Regions from separate parts of the Homo sapiens genome. Here region 1 is linked to region 2. A link is a contact called in ENCODE Hi-C or POLR2A ChIA-PET data. All regions are on one chromosome and are shown on one strand. The core of a region is the stretch at or near the end of the contact, and the rest is flanking DNA. Distances in the headings are between cores, read along the strand shown. Region 1 has its middle 29 kb from the start of GLO1. Region 2 overlaps ZFAND3 (zinc finger AN1-type containing 3).

Region 1 (2,700 bases), core at 41-2,540, 810 kb after region 2:
TAATATCAATATAGTTTCATTAATTGTGATAAATGTCCCACACTAATGTAAGATTTTTAAAATAGGGGAAACTAGGTATGTGGTGTATGTGAATTCTGCACTATCTTTGCAACATTTCTGCAAATCTAAAACTATTCTAAATTTTAAAAAAGAATTAAAGCCTGCTTTTTATTATCTGAACTTACAACTTGTATCTTACTTATTTGCATTTATAATTTTAATATTTGCTAGGGAAAAAACTATTCTATAAACAAAAAAGTTACTCTTTTATTCGAAACTTTAGCAAGAATTGATCACCATTTTGGGAAATATTTCCAACATAACATCATGTTTTTGAGTCATCAGTAAAATGCACCTGTTATGAATATGTATTTAAATTTGTAAAATTATAGCTCTTCATGAATCATAAATTCAGTCTTTATTTAAAATATCAAAGAGTGTCAACAATACTCTGATGTTTTCTTCTTCCATATGTAAGGGCAAGCACCTGACTACTCCATTGTCTTCTAGTCTATGTGGGCACTGACATACTAAAATGCACAATTTTATTGCAACCTGATTATATTTCTCCTTCATATTACCATAAAGGTATTGACTGATGTTTCTTCATGTCGTGCCAATAAGTAGGTTATATCATGTGAATGTCATTTCAGGATAGTGGATGTGATAGATATTATGTTACAATGTTATTATAAACAGGGTCAGCTAAGTCTAATATGATTGAGAACCACAATCTCAGACCTAAGCTCTGAGGGCAAGAAATGTTTCATTTCTTACAGTACTCTGCACCTAATATCTAATTCTCAATATCTAATTTGACTCTGGGTGCGGTTTCTGTTTACACCTACCCAGAAGCCCCTATTTGCTCCTCCATTCTGGCAGTCTCAATTCTGATTCACTGTCCACCCTCATGCAGCCAGCTTGGGTAAATACGATCCATCTAAGTCAGAGTGTTCCCACCCCCTTGGCCAGTGATTAGACAGGTAAGTGACCCAGTACTGGTTGAGATATGACGGGAATTTTGCTGAGGAGCTTAGGGAAAGGTTTTTCACTCCTTATCAAAGACACATGAGGAATAAAATGATATTTTCTTTCACTGGACATTTCTATTAGTCCGTTCTCATGCTGCTATAAGGACATGCCCGAGACTGGGTAATTTATAAAGGAATGAGGTTTAATTGACTCACAGTTCTGCAAGGGTGGGAAGGTTTCAGGAAACTTACAATAACGGCGGAAGGGGAAGCAAACACATCATTCTTCACAGGGTGGCAGGAAGGAGAAAGGGGAAGCCCCTTATCAAACCATCAGATCCCGTGAGAACTCACTATCACGAGAATAGCATGGGGGAAACCACACCCATGATTCAATTACCTCCCACTGGGTCCTTCCAATGACATGTGGGGATTATGGGAACTTCAATTCAAGGTGAGATTTGGGTGGGAACACAGCCAAATCCTATCAACATTGTTGGTCTACACATGATACCTAGAATCATGGTAGGCATCTTTGATCATATTATTGGTCCAGTGAGAAAAAATGCTAAAAATGACAGGATGGGAAAGATGGAAATAATCTGGGGTTCTTGTTATCTCTGAACCCTCTACCAACCCATTTTATTATTATTTTTGAGACGAAGTTTCGCTCTTGTTGCCCAGGCTGGAGTACAATGGCGTGATCTCAGCTCACCCCCCAGGTTCAAGTGATTATCCTGCCTCAGCCTCCCAAGCAGCTGGGATTACAAGTGCCCACCACCATGCCTGGCAAATTTTGTATTTTCAGTAGAGACAGGGTTTCATCTTGCTGGTCAGGCTGGTCTCAAACTCCTGACATCAAGTGATCCACCTGCCTCAGCCTCCCAAAGTGCTGGGATAACAGGCGTGAGCCACTGCGCCTGGTCAACCAATCCATTTTACAATCTCTTAAGTGCTGGCTTTTTTTCTTATTGCCAATAGCAAGCATCCTTACTAACACTCTTCATAATCAGTTGGATGGCTGAGGATTATTTATATATACTGTACTATGGACTGAATGTTTGTGTCCTGCGGCTCCCTTCCATACATATGTTTAAGCCTAATTTTCAGTGTGATGGTATTCGGAGGTGGGGCCTTTGGGAGGTAATGTCATGAGGGTAGAACCCTCATGAATGGAATTAGTGCCCTTTTAAGAGATGATTTATCTTGGATGTGTGAGAACACAGTGAGAAGGTGCCTGTCTACAAGTCAGGAAGTGGGTCCTCACCAGACACTGGATCTGCTGGTGCCTTGATCTTGGGACTTCCCAGCCTCCAGAACTGTGAGACATAAATGTTTGTTGTTTAAGCCACCCGGTCTATGGTATTTTTATTAAAATTGCCTCAACTAAGACACACTCTATGCAATCATGGTCAAAATACTGTGTGGGAAAGCCTCAAGTGATTCCCTTTCAGCCATCTGCTCTTCATTCAAACCACCTGTATTATAATCATTCTAGCCTTAGCTATGTAGGGCTCATAGGAGACTGACTTGTTTTACATTGACCATGATCATGGAAAATAAGAAAACTTACTTCTTGTGACCTACTTTGTACTTTCGTACAACTTCTCAGGTAAGTGAATTTGGAAGTGAATTGTTCTTTTCCCTAACAAGGCGTAGTGTTACCATATACAGTTGTCCCTCGGTGTATGTGGAGGATTGGTTCCAGGACTGCCCATGGATACCAAAA
Region 2 (2,700 bases), core at 151-2,650:
ATTCTTAGAATTAAAGGGAAGTTTGAAATTAAAATATTGGCTTATCCAGAAAGTAGTCATGTTAAGGCTGTTTTGTTGACTGCTTGATTAAAAATTAGGTTACCCAGTGGTTTTCACAGGACACTCCCAAAGATTGTTGAAAAAGACATTTTGAGTGTAGAAGTATCTGAGATACTGGTGCACTGTACTTGGTGTAGTGTATTATCCAGTGACCTTTGAATTTTCTGTGTCACTTAAAGAAAAGAGGTTCTTATTTTTACTTCAATCACTGTAAATGTCAGTGAGAGATAGCTCTGTGGTCACTGACTTTCAACAGTGGTAAGGTCAGGTAAGAACTTCACGAAGCCTTTTAGGAATTTGTCTGTAAAGGGCACTGTGTTGTCATGAAACATACGGACTGCTTTACTAAGGACCTGGGATGCTCACACAGAAGGCAACTCCATTTGTGGAGAAGGCTTATTTTGTCTGAATTGTTTAATGTCTTGTCTCAGACAGATGATGACTCAAAGTCAAATGTTCACCTTTAGGGGACCCAAAAGGATACAAAAGAGAATGCATAGTAATGATTGGCCTATAGGCGGTTGAGTGGCAAAGCTAGTTTAAAGAAGAAAAATCCTTCCTATCTTTTTTTGTAGTTCTGTAAGCATTATTTGAAGAAACTTGGATTTCCCTGTGTGCTTTAAAGTGAAGTGCATGTTGTGCAGTAAAGAAGCAGATCTAACCTCATTGTGGAACTTGCTTGCTGTGGTGAATCACAGAAGGAATGATGTGAAGGCAACATTTATATTTTCGTGCGTGAAAAATTCATATGAATCACAGACAGAAACTCAGAAGTGGCCATGTCACTCTGGTTTCTCTGTTAAGGAGCTGTGGTCCTAAGCTTGCTGCTGACAGGTAGCGAATTAGAAATACATCTTCAAATTACCAATTTTTCTGCTGCATCTGCTGCATTTTAGACTAGTAAAGGGAAGGAGCAGACCAATGATTATGCCCTTTCCTCTCTGTGGCACCCCTATTTAAGGAAAGGGGATTTGAGGTTGTTGTATGGGTCCTTAATGTGGGTTTAAAAATTTTTCATTCCACATTAGTGGTACTTGTCCAATTTTTTTTGATCAGCTAATGAAATATAATAACTGTTTGCATATTTTACTGCCTATTCGCCATAGTTACCTAAACTAGTGGCATTGCTAGAAAATGTTGAGAATTGTCACAATAAGAACCAGTACTCAGTCTTTGATAAAGTTCCCAAAGTATGCTTTGTAGGAGGGACTAATTGTCCATTGTGACATGAACCTGAATATTAGAGATAGTGTACTATAGTGAAAAAGTACTTTGGGTGAAAGACTGGATTCTTGCCTTGGCTTTCTTACTTGAGTATATGATTTAATATTTTTGACCGAGAGTTGCTATTATACCAGGGGACAATAACTTCCTCCTTTTTTCTTTTTGTTTCACATTTAAACAGGGTGGTTGTTAAGACCAGTGAGAGATAAATAAGCTAATGTAAATGTTGACACCTGCTACTTGAAAGTTAAGAATGATGTTAATTGTTAAATTTTTCTTAGATGTCTTTACTAGATTGAAATTTCCTTTAATTCTTAATTTGATGAGTTTTTTCCTTCATAAATGTGTATTGACATGTGTCAAATGCTTTTACTGCATCTTTTGAAATGATGATATGGTTTTTCTTCTTTATTCTGTTAATGGGGCATTCCCTGCCCTGTAGGAGTGATAGTTGAATAGAAAGAAAAACAAAGAAATGGTAATATCTGTTGTGATTGAGGGTTACAAAAGATGCAGTGGGAGTGTAGAGAGAGGAGTAATGAAATCAACCTGATAAAGTTAGGAAAACTTTCAGAGAAACTGGAACAAGATGGAGCTTTGGCATTTGTGATAGAGGGAGGGAGGGGAGTGGTATATCTTGGGCAGAGGACATGGCCATTGTAGTGGGAATATGGGGTACATAGTGGAGGGTACTACCTAGAGATGTGACTGTAGCGCGGGGCTGGGGTTGTGAAAGGAGCATTACATGCTGTGTTAAGGTTTCTGTCTTGTATGTGGTTATAGGAAGCCAAAAACCAAGCCAAAGAGTTTTGAGAAAGTGAGGAATGTGATGAGATTTTTGTGAAAGATCTCTCCTGCAGTATTATGGTGTGGGTGTTGATGAGTTGTTTTAACAACCTTACATTCCTGTGATAAACGTCACTTGGTCATGATGAATCATTTTTAAATATATTACTAGACTCCATTTGTTAGTGCAGTATTTTGTTAAAGATTTTTGCATACGTGCTCATGTTTTCTTTGTCACAATTTGATATGAGGTGTTATGCTTGCCTCAAAATCAGTTGTTAAATATTCGTCTATTTTTCTGGAAGTGTTCAATTGATGTTAGTTATTCCTTAAATGTTTGAGAGAATTTGCCATTTGAACCTGTGGTTTGGTTTGTGTGAATATTCGCATTTGATAACAAATTCAGTTAGTAGAGTTAGGGCTATTAGGATTTTTTAGTCTATAGTATGTCAATTTTGATAAGTTATATTTCTCATGGAATATGTCCATTTTGCCTAAGTTGTCAGATTTTTTTGGCATAAAGTTCATTGTATCGTTCATTTAATAATATATGTATGGTCTGTAGTGATTTTGTCTTTATTTATTTATTTTTTGAGATGGAGTCTCGCTCTATCATCCAGGCTGGAGTGC

Evidence for each region. Hi-C counts contacts between places; a loop is a spot of excess contacts on that map. ChIA-PET counts read pairs that join two places held with the same protein, here RNA polymerase II (POLR2A). Pooled maps may share reads with other maps.
Region 1: a pooled map shows a loop between it and region 2 (3-fold over the local background). The contact joins two enhancer-like sites. A Hi-C loop is called at or near these places in 5 of 50 pooled maps. POLR2A ChIA-PET finds 5 or more read pairs at or near these places in 2 of 52 experiments (OCI-LY7 and activated T-cell).

The regions. Positions count from the first base shown.
Region 1 is chr6:38,672,646-38,675,345 of GRCh38, forward strand. No RefSeq gene overlaps it. Among named protein-coding and RNA genes, the nearest start is that of GLO1, 29 kb to the right of the region's middle. Within about 2 kb of position 1,291, at least 2 of the 41 ENCODE cell types and tissues checked have a DNase peak (open chromatin) inside an H3K27ac peak, as active enhancers do.
Region 2 is chr6:37,866,516-37,869,215 of GRCh38, forward strand. The region is part of intron 1 of ZFAND3 (zinc finger AN1-type containing 3); the gene reads left to right. Among named protein-coding and RNA genes, the nearest start is that of ZFAND3, 48 kb to the left of the region's middle. RefSeq lists silencers at 544-744, 1,688-1,757. Within about 2 kb of position 1,401, at least 4 of the 41 ENCODE cell types and tissues checked have a DNase peak (open chromatin) inside an H3K27ac peak, as active enhancers do.